Regions from separate parts of the Homo sapiens genome. Here region 2 is linked to region 1. Evidence: chromatin contacts called from ENCODE Hi-C or POLR2A ChIA-PET data. All regions are on one chromosome and are shown on one strand. Each heading gives the region's core, a stretch centred on a gene start or an enhancer-like site at or near the end of the contact. The rest is flanking DNA. Distances are from core to core; before and after follow the strand shown.

The links. Hi-C counts contacts between places; a loop is a spot of excess contacts on that map. ChIA-PET counts read pairs that join two places held with the same protein, here RNA polymerase II (POLR2A). Pooled maps may share reads with other maps.
Region 2: a pooled map shows a loop between it and region 1 (2.1-fold over the local background). The contact joins two enhancer-like sites. A Hi-C loop is called at or near these places in 3 of 50 pooled maps. POLR2A ChIA-PET finds 5 or more read pairs at or near these places in 2 of 52 experiments (activated CD4-positive, alpha-beta T cell and activated T-cell).

What each region holds. Positions count from the first base shown.
Region 1 is chr15:65,580,594-65,585,533 of GRCh38, forward strand. It overlaps INTS14 (integrator complex subunit 14), which reads right to left. Exons shown (of 12, transcript NM_001394796.1): 10 at 4,177-4,295; 11 at 1,361-1,426. Among named protein-coding and RNA genes, the nearest start is that of INTS14, 28 kb to the right of the region's middle. Within about 2 kb of position 3,343, at least 8 of the 41 ENCODE cell types and tissues checked have a DNase peak (open chromatin) inside an H3K27ac peak, as active enhancers do.
Region 2 is chr15:65,899,812-65,905,026 of GRCh38, forward strand. The region is part of intron 24 of MEGF11 (multiple EGF like domains 11); the gene reads right to left. Among named protein-coding and RNA genes, the nearest start is that of RAB11A, 33 kb to the left of the region's middle. RefSeq lists enhancers at 2,546-2,765, 2,852-3,643 and a silencer at 2,685-2,849. Within about 2 kb of position 2,735, at least 6 of the 41 ENCODE cell types and tissues checked have a DNase peak (open chromatin) inside an H3K27ac peak, as active enhancers do.

The DNA.
Region 1 (4,940 bases), core at 2,093-4,592:
TTTGAAGACAACAGTGACATAAAGGTAATGAGATAACACCCAGACAAAGTAGCATGTATCTTCTCTGGTTAAGATGCTAGCCTAAGGCTGGCTGTGTGTGCCACATTTTAGAATTAGAAAGCTAAGACACAAATGACATACTTTATGCTGCACTTAATTTAATTCCAGCCAAACACCAGAACAATAGGGGAGAATCAAGGAGCAAACCTAAATGTTCCCCACTCTACCCCACCCCCTGTAACTTAACAGTCTCTTCACCAATCGTTCTGGATTAGCTGCATATGATTCTGCAGGGCTATCTCCTCTGCAATTCATAAATGTGTAATGTTAGATATCATTCCTAGAAGCAGAGTCTCTGGTGCAATAAAAATGTTCTGGGGTGGCCAGGTGGGGTGGCTCACGCTTGTAATCCCAGCACTTTGGGTGGATCACCTGAGGTCAGGAGTTCGGGACCAGCCTGGCCAACACAGCGAAACCCCATCTCTACTGAAAATACAAAAATTAGGCCGGGAACGGTGGCTCACGCCTGTAATCCCAGCACTTTGGGAGGCCGAGGCGAGCGGATTACCTGTGGTCAGGAGTTCAAGACCAGCCTGGCCAACATGGTGAAACCCCGTCTCTACTAAAAATACAAAAATTAGCCGGGCATGGTGGCACACACCTGTAATCCCAGCTACTTGGGAGGCTGAGGCAGGAGAATTGTTTGAGCCCGCGAGGCGGAGGTTGCAGTGAGCTGAGATCGTGCTACTGCACTCCAGCCTGGCCGACAGAGTGAGACTCTGTCTCAAAAACAAAAAAACAAAAATTAGCTGGGCGTGGTGGCACGTGCCTGTAGTACTAGCTACTCAGGAGGCTGAGGCAGGAGAATCACTTGAACCTGTGAGGCAGAGGTTGCAGTGACCCAAGATTGCACCACGACACTCCAGCCTGGGCAACAGAGTGTGACTCCATCTCAAAAAAAAAAAAAAAAAAAAAAAAAAAAAAGAATGTTCTGGGCAATTCCCCATCCAGGAAGCCACATACATTGGTTGCCTGGGGTTGGCCTGGATACCCATATAGGAGTGATGAGGAGAGTTCAGGGCTATGACCCACAGGTCCTCTAAGCTGCTTCCATCAGTCATTCATTCACAGCAGCCCCAACACAGAAAAACCTTCTGCCTGTACAGAATTAGGCCATTTAAATTCTTCCAATTCTTGGATTTTAGGGAAGGAACAGACCTATCACTTTTACTGAGTTTATTTGAAAAAACTGAGGCACAAGTCATACATCTCTAACCCCTGCCCATATTCACACTGCCATCTCACAGTTTTACTGTCGTGAACCATATATTTTGGGCACATCCTCTTCTGTCTGTCTCACCTTATAGAATGTCTGTGTTTTTTCAGGTAGTTTCCTTGCATTTCTTAAAATCTTCTGTACATCTGTCTATTAAGGGTAAAAAAAAAAATCCAACATTAGAATTCTGTGGTAAAAAAGGGAAATAATATAAAAGAATGGATCTAAATGTTTAAAGAGATGAAAATGAGAACACAGCTACAATGTCAAGATGAGGATCCCTTCTGAGTTAATGTCAGTTCAACATTAGTAAAGCACTCCCTCCTTCAAAAGGCTTGACAGTAAAATAAATCCCCTGACAGAAACGAACTTGCCTCATAAAAATGTACCCAGTAAACCCATACATCTATTGCCAGGGACTTTTTTGCAAAGACGATTCAATGGGGAAAAAATAGTCTCTTCAACATTTGGTGCTGAGACAACTGGATATCCACAAGCAAAAGAATAAAGTTGGACCCTTACATCATACCATATACAAAAAACTAACTCAAAATGGATCAGAGACCTACATGTAAAAGCTAAAACTATAAAACTCTTAGAAAAAAACGGGCCAGGTGCAGTGGTGTGCCCCTGTAATCCTAGCTACTCAGGAGGATTGCTTGAGGCCAGAAGTTTGAGACCAGCCTGGGCAACGTAGTGAGATGTGTTTCTCAAGAGAAAAAGAGAAGAAGAAAAAGAAAACACAGCGGGTAAATCTTTATGACTTTGGATTTGGCAATGATCTCTTAGTTAAGACAGCACAAAGCACAAACAACAAAAGCAAGAGACAAAATTTGACTTCTTCAAAACCAAAAACTTTGTGTATCAAAGGACACTATAAAGAGAGTGAAAAGATAACTCACAAAATGGGAGAAGATATTTGCAAATCATGTATCTGCTAAGGATCATAATATCCAGAATATATAAAAAACCCAACAACAAAAAGACAAACCCAATTAAAAAATGGACAAAGAACTTGAGTATATACTTCTCCAAATAATATACACAAATGGCCAATAAGCACAGGAAAAGATGCACATTATTGGTCATCAAGGAAATGCAAAAACAAAGACATACCACTTCACACCTACTATGATAGCTATATGATAATAATAATAAAAGGAAAACAATGAGTATTGGTAGGAACGTGGAGAAACTAGAACACTTATACACTGCTAGCAGAAATGTAAAATGGTGTGGCTGCTGTGAGAGAGTGTGGCAATTCCTCAGTAAGTTAAAGAGAATTGCTGTCTGACCCAGCAATCCCATTCCCATTAAAATATATACCCAAGAGTATTGAAAACAAATGTTCAGACCAAAACTTATACATGAATGTTTGTAACAGCATTATCCACAATAGCCAAAAGGTAACCCTAATGTCCGTCAACTGAGGGATAATCAAAATGTGACATATACATATAGACATATGGAATATTAGCCATAAAAAGGAATGAAGTACTGATACATACTACAACATGAATAAACCTTGAAAACATCATGCTAAGTACAAGAAGTCAAACACAAAAGGCCACAAATTGTATGATTCTGTTTACATGAAATATCTAGAATAGGTAAGTCCATAGAGACAGAAAGAAAATCAATGGTTGCCAGGGCCCGGAAGAAGGAATGTGGAGTGACTTTCCTAATGGGCACAGGGTTTCCTTTTGGAGTGATTAAAATGTTCTGGAACTAGAGAGTGGTGATGGTACATTGTGAATGTACTAAATGGGACTGAATTGTGTACTTTAAAATGGTTGAAGGTACATTTTATGTATATTTTACCAGAATAAGAAAAATAAACCCAAGATAGTAGTGAAGATTCAAACAAAAAAAATTAAAAAAAATAATTTAAGAAAAGCTCAGCTATAACTGGTGGTGAAAGTGGTTCTAATATCCCTCTGACAAGGAAGCACTGGGGTCAGGGATATCAGGAAAATAGAAGACCCTGATTTTCCAACAAAGAGGCCCCTGACACTTTAGCCTTGGCAGGATGTGGTTCAGTCTCCATGGAAACGGGGCTCAGAGACTGTGCAGTCAACAGAAACTACTTTTGTTGTCCAAGTGGCCTGTCTCTTCTCATTTGGTTTAGGTTGAACTTACTGGAAGAACAAATGTAAATAAAGGTGCTCAAAGGAGAAAAAAGTTTCAATAAGTGATTTTTAAAAACAGGTATAAATGACTTTTTGCTGATGAAAGGAGAAATGTTCCTGAATACCATGCCTGAAAGCATCATTCCTTGATAATCATATTATCATATGTTCCTGAATACCATGCCTGAAAGCATCATTCCTTGATAATCATATTATCATAACTTCCTATGGAAGTGTTTTTGTGAAATGTAATGCTATGGCTTGAGTTCTACTGAAGGGATGGAAGAAATATAGTTATGAAGACTTTTACATCTTTTCCAAAACTGTTGTTAAAGCCAATACCCATTATGTTAGTCAATGCCTCACCATATAAAAAATTTCACACTAAAATTCAATGCCAGGAAAATATGTCTCTCTAGACAAACTGACAAATTTCCTTTCTTTAGACAAGAACAACTGACCTTGGTAACAGGAAGCTCAGAGCCAAAACACTCACATAAAGTTATTATTTTGCCTTGGGTTCCTGGCACAATTGTCTTCCTTCTTCCTCCTTCCTCTAGGATTCTTATTGCTCTAAATTTTGTAAAAAATGATTTTGCTATATACATGTTTTACTGTAGGGCATCTCAAATCCCTTTTGGAAATAATGACAAACATTAGAAGTAAATGAATTACTAAGTATCAAAGGAAAAGAAAATCAAATAAAATGCCTGCCTGCCTACCCAAATGTCTCCTGTCCCCAGTGGAAAGCAACATAAATGGTAATGTTACCTGCAGGCCGCTGGGTTTGATCCAGACAGTCACATTCTGGGCATAACTGCGTTTGTTTTTGGGCTGCAGGGGGAATGGACTCTTATTGTCATCCTCGCCATAAGGGTTTTCTTTAGCATCTTAAAAGAAAAGACATTCTTGAAATGACATCTGGTAAAACACAATCAGTTACATTTCCATTTAGACTAGAAGCTCTTTGAATCACTCAATCTTTGATATCCTATCACTTTGTTAATTAAGAAAATCCATTAACTTCAGTCAGGTTGGAGAACCTGTTCTCAATAGAAAGCCACTGATGTAGGAGGCCCATTTAAGTGAAAAACAGCTTAATGTTTTTAAAGAAACAAGCTTCACTTATCTGATTTATAAATTAAGGTCAAAGGATAAAACAAATACATATTTAAAAAATATATATATATATACATACACATAGACACACATATATATACTGCAATTCTATATAGTCTAACCCAGTGCTCTCCAACTGAACTTTCTGTATGATGGAAATGTTCTATATCTGTGCTGTCTAATGTGGTAGCTACTAACTACTAAGCACTTGCCCTGTGGCTAGTGTGACTGAGAAACTGAATTTCAAATTGTACTTAATTTTAATTAAATTTAATGTGGCTAGTAGCTACTGGATTAGACAGCATAGGTCTAGGCATTAAAATAATTAAAAAGGAAAACTATATATATAGCCAAATTAAGGCAAAGGGCAAGACAAGAAATACTTTTATTGGTGAAGCATACCCCAATATGGCTTA
Region 2 (5,215 bases), core at 1,485-3,984, 320 kb after region 1:
AGAGCTCATGCTTCCTTTCCTGCCACCTCTCAGTTGTATAGTTGTACCATCCCCGAGACTTCAGAGTACAAAAGGATGCAGGCTGGTTTCCAAATATGAAATGAGGTACTGTAGTTTCACTGGAGGAAGATGGGTTCTTTAGTGACTGGGAGTTACGGAAGGAAAGGGGATTCCCTCTTTCAGCCTCTGTACCATTCTCTGTTTGGGGAAGATCACTGACTCCTGCAGATAGTCCCAGGCAAGGCAGGATTTGCCTGGAAAGAGCAGTAAACTCTAATCTAGCAGCTCTGACCTTCTTCTGTGAAGCTCTGCTAGACAAGGGATCTAGACACAAGCACTGAGCTGCTTGAGTTGATAGAAGTGATCTAAAAGGCGTCTCAGCACTAAATTTCTGTGAAAGGTAGCAGATGGTGAAATTCTTGGATGATCTGTCACTAGAACTACCACAGTTTACATTTTGGGCTGCTATTTATGCTGTCTCCAATTTGTGAGAGTAATGAAAATGGTAAAAAGTGAAAGTGATAATGTAACTCAATGGATGTCTTAGATGTACCTTGGGACCCTGAAAGCAGAACACTCCGTATGGCTGAAGTAGCTAGATGTGTGCCACCACAAGTAGTCTTATCTCCCATAAAAGGCAACTGGTTGGAAGAGTATTTACTTTTCTGTTAAAGTAGATGTCCATTCTGTTGATGTTTGTTTCAGCAGATAGTATTTCCTCAATCTTGTACAAAAATATGTTCAGCCATTAGTTCCTTCAAGTGTTCACACAACACTCTGTGGTATAGGTAGAGCAATAATTCTCTCTCTCCTTCTCCTCTCATTGCTTATTGAGGAAGTCATTGCTTATGAGATTTAGAGTGGAAATTGACTTCCTCAGGATCACACTGCTTATCACTAGCAGAGCAAACTCTGTAGAACCAGGCTCAGCATTTTCCATCACAATTTAGCCCAGAAGTAGAGAGGGATATTGGCTTTAGTCACGTCTTAAGATTGTGGCCTCTTTAGCATATGACTCTAGAGAGAAGGAGAAAACATCCTTGCGAGACACTGAACGATCTCAGCTAGCACCAGCAAGGCCTAAAGGGAGGCCAGATATAGGCCCAGATGCTGGTTGACTTTTATTTCAAATGCTGCACTAGTGCCCTGATTTCACTAAGTTACTTATTTGAGACACCTACCAACTTCATATATATTTTTATTAGATGTCGACAAGGATGGCACATCTGTGTATGGAGACCCCATGTGCACAGGTGACTTCATTTCTACATAGCTGCTTGGACCCTTGACTGTGACCTGCCCAAACCACATAAATTTGCCCCTTAGAGGGTACTTAGTTTTTTAGTACAAGGAAGTGGTGGTAAGTCCAAGAACCCCAGCATGGCCCATCTGTCCCACTTTGGGTTCTCTGAACTCACCAGCCAAGGAGTAAGGCAATAAGGCACAGAGCTTCTGGTTTGGAAGCTGAGGACTAGTAGTATTTAAAGAAAGGCTATTGCACCTGCCTCAACTGCATATTTTCTAACGTGATGAATAACCACTTTATGTAGCAATTATAGTCTTCATTCCAATTAGGTCATTTGAAACTTGTTACATAATGAATAGGGCTGTGCAGAAAGGACTATTACTACTTCAGAATGAGGAATCTGAAGCTCAGAAAATTTGCTAGTATAATTCCTAATGTTAGTAAGTAGTTGAACCCCTATTGTCTCTTAGTTGATACCAATCAAGATGTTTTCCCTCACTACGTGTCTTGTTATCCAGTGCTCCTGTCCTTATCTCTAAAGGCAAACTGTATCTGCAGCAGCTCCACCTTACTCTGAACTCACCAGTCAAGGAGTAAGGCAGTAAGGCACAGAGCTTCTGGTTTGGAAGCTGAGGACTAGTAGTATTTAAAGAAAAGCTATTGCAGCTGCCTCAACTGCATATTTTCTAACATGTGAGGAATAACCACTTTATGTAGCACGTATAGTCTTCATTCCAATTAGGTCATTTGAAACTTGTTACATCGTGAATAGGGCTGGGCAGAAAGGACTGTTGTTTCTACTTTAGAATGAGGAATCTGAAGCTCAGAAAATTTGCTAATATAATTCCTAATGTTAGTAAATAGTTTAGTCAGGACTCAACCCCTGTCTTCTCTTGATACCAATCAAGATGTTTTCCCTCACTACGTGTCTTGTTATCCAGGGCTCCTGTCCATATCTCTAAAGGCAAACTGTATCTGCAGCAGCTACACCTTACCCTTAACAAGGAATGTCTTTCATCTATGGGGCTAAGCCCAGCTGAGAGAAAAAGGCTAAGCTCTTAAGTTTTTTGTGGATATCCCATGACTGAGTTAGGGCAGTAGGAGAGCCTTGAAGTTCAATGCCTAAAAGAACCTCGGCCAGTTGATAGTGCCTCTTCTCATTTTCACCAGAAAAGTCGGGGCTACTTTAAAGTTTTGGGGAATCAATTGTTGGCTCTGGAGCAGGGGATGATCCTAAATGGATAAAAGAGAAGTTGATGTCTGTGGGGAGGGGCTAAGCTCAGGGGGAAGTATCTTCCATACAGGAGCAGAGGATGGAGCAGTGCATGTATGTGTTGGCTGGGTGGTGAGAAAAGGGTGTTGAATTATGGACTCTTCTGTACCCCATCTCTACTGGGACTGGAGAATGGGGAAGGGCTGGGCAAGCTGGAAACTCCACCTCAGGAAGCCACTTTGTTCTCCAGCTGAGTCATCCACCTGCCTGCAAGAGGGGAGGGCAGGGTTGAGTGGAAGAATAACCAGCTGCTCTTAGATACTTCCTCATCCTTTCATAGCCCCACCCCTGTCCCAGTCCCAGCCCTTCAGGGCATTTTGCAAAGAAAGAGGAAGCATCAACCCAGGCTACCCAAGCTCTGGGAGTCACTCCTCCAAGGCTTGTCATTTGCATCAGGATTGGCGGCTTGGTCCTGTAATGCCCTGGCATTTGGTCTCATCTGGTTCCTGCCTCCCCACATAGTCATACACTGTCAGAGACAGAGGGGGCTTCTGAGATGAACTAAACATTTTCATTTTATAAAGGGAGCATCAAATCTAGAGAGAGGCAGTGACTTTCCAGGGCCACCTTGTGTGTGGGATCTGAGCCCACCTTGGCTTCTAGGTGCATGCTAACCTCCACTAAGGCCCAACTTAACTGTCAGGGAAAAACCCAGGCACCGAATATCCATCTCTTGCTTCTTGGCTTGCTACTATTAATAGAAGGCCACACTGCCTCTTCTCTTCCTGGGCCATAAATTAGCATCCTTCTCTTGATTGAGAGATAGGAGGAGGAGGTCTTGGGGTCAGAACACTGGCTTTAAAAAGTAATCTTCAGGATGTCATTGGGCTCCTAACTACCTAAGAGCCCAAGTTTACGCAAAGACAGACTTGGAAGTTAGATGGGAACGAGCACACAGGTGGGGAAAGTGGCAGCAACAGTGGGCTCAAGGATTCCAGCATCATAAAGGCGATGGAGAATAGCAATTTGAAATGGCTGACAAGGAATTGAACACGAGGCAGTTTGTTGCAGAATCACTGTGCTAGGGGGAGAAGGGGAAATAGAAGGGTGTTGAGCAGTGTAAGTGGTCTCCCTTAACCTCCGGGATGACAGTGAGTGGAGTTCTTCAGTAAGTAACAGGGGAAAGGGCAGGCATTGACTAAGGCTTTTGGAATGTCAGAGCTTGAAAGGGCCTCAGAGATGCTGTTAGTACAGCCCCATCGTTTTATAGTGGAAGAAACCAAGACCCAGAAAACAGTGCTGTGACCTGGTCAGCACCATACAGCAAGAACTAGGACTACAACCCACATTCCTTAACTCCTAGGCTAGGGCTTTTTCCCACTGAGTTCAGAGAACACTGAGACTCTTAATTCTTAGTAGTTCTGATTTGGTTTGGCCCAGTAGTTTTAGGAACTAGTTTCATTTGTGCTAGACTAGCTTATTAAGTGTTTATTTCGGGGGGCGTTAGCCAATTAGTGGGATTTATTCCATGTTTTGGTAAGTATTGTTATAAAGTTCTGAACTGTGACATCATATTTTCCTCTTTTTCAGTTCTCTTATTCTGATGTATTGGTCCCCAACACCTGCTGGTACATTTGCTTACATAGCTCTCTTTTCTTTTTAAAGGATGATTGTAGCCAGAGTGGTAAAATAAGATCTGGCTGGCTGCCTGCTGAGCCCTCGCCTGCACTCAGAGGTCAGATATATGATTCTACACAATAGTAATGAAATGTATGCTGAGGCAGAGACACTGCTTTCCTGAGCTTTGTTTTACATGTATGATTGCGAATCTGAAAGTAACCACCCTAATCAATGTACAGGACAACACAGTGCATAGGAAAGTTGTGTGTTCAGTTATTGGGGTTTCTGGTCCTGAGTTTATTCATGCTTGAGTCATGCGTGTTCTTCAGCTAGAAAGGCCCTTAGAGAGCTTTCTGCCCAATCCTTATACCTTTTTGAGAAAGAAACTGAGGTGCCAGGTCATAGTCACGAAATAGAACTGTTCTTTGTTTTCAGCCTTACCTACTGTTCCTCATTTGGATGGTTTAAGTCAAAACACACAGAAAATTGCCAAAATAATGCTTCCAAGGGAGTAATGTCTGTTGGCTGGCTGGGGATGACCTTTTGTCCTCAGACAGTTCTCTTGGGCTGTGTATATCCTAACAAAGGCCGATAGTGACTCAGCCTTATCGCTGTCTTGTTCAGAATGCAGTACTTACCACCATCCCCTACCCTGAGCTCACCCCACATCTAATCATCTCCCCAAAAGGACTGTAGACGACTAGCTGTTCTTGGTTAGGGAATGGTTGTGTCTTGGTGTATGTAAAACTAGGTCTGAAAGACTAGAACGGTAATCAGGGACATCTGGGTCAGTCTAGACCAGTGTTTGGGGAATAAGCTGCATAAGGGTACCCTGAGGGTGCTCTTCACACATGCAGATTCCAGGGCCCCACTCTAGATTTGCATCAGAGTTTTGAGGAGATGGGGTGTGAATATCTGTATTTTTAATAAGCTTTCCAGGTGATTCTGGTACACTGTTAGATTTAGGATATGCATTGGGACCTCTGCTGTCATATCTGTTTGGCTTAAGCGCTTTTTTCTGAGACAGAGTCTTGTTCTGTTGCCCAGGCTGGAGTGCAGTGGCACGATCTGGGTTCACTGCAACCTTTGCCTCCCGGCTTCAAGCAATTCTTGTGCCTCAGCCTCCCAAGTAGCTG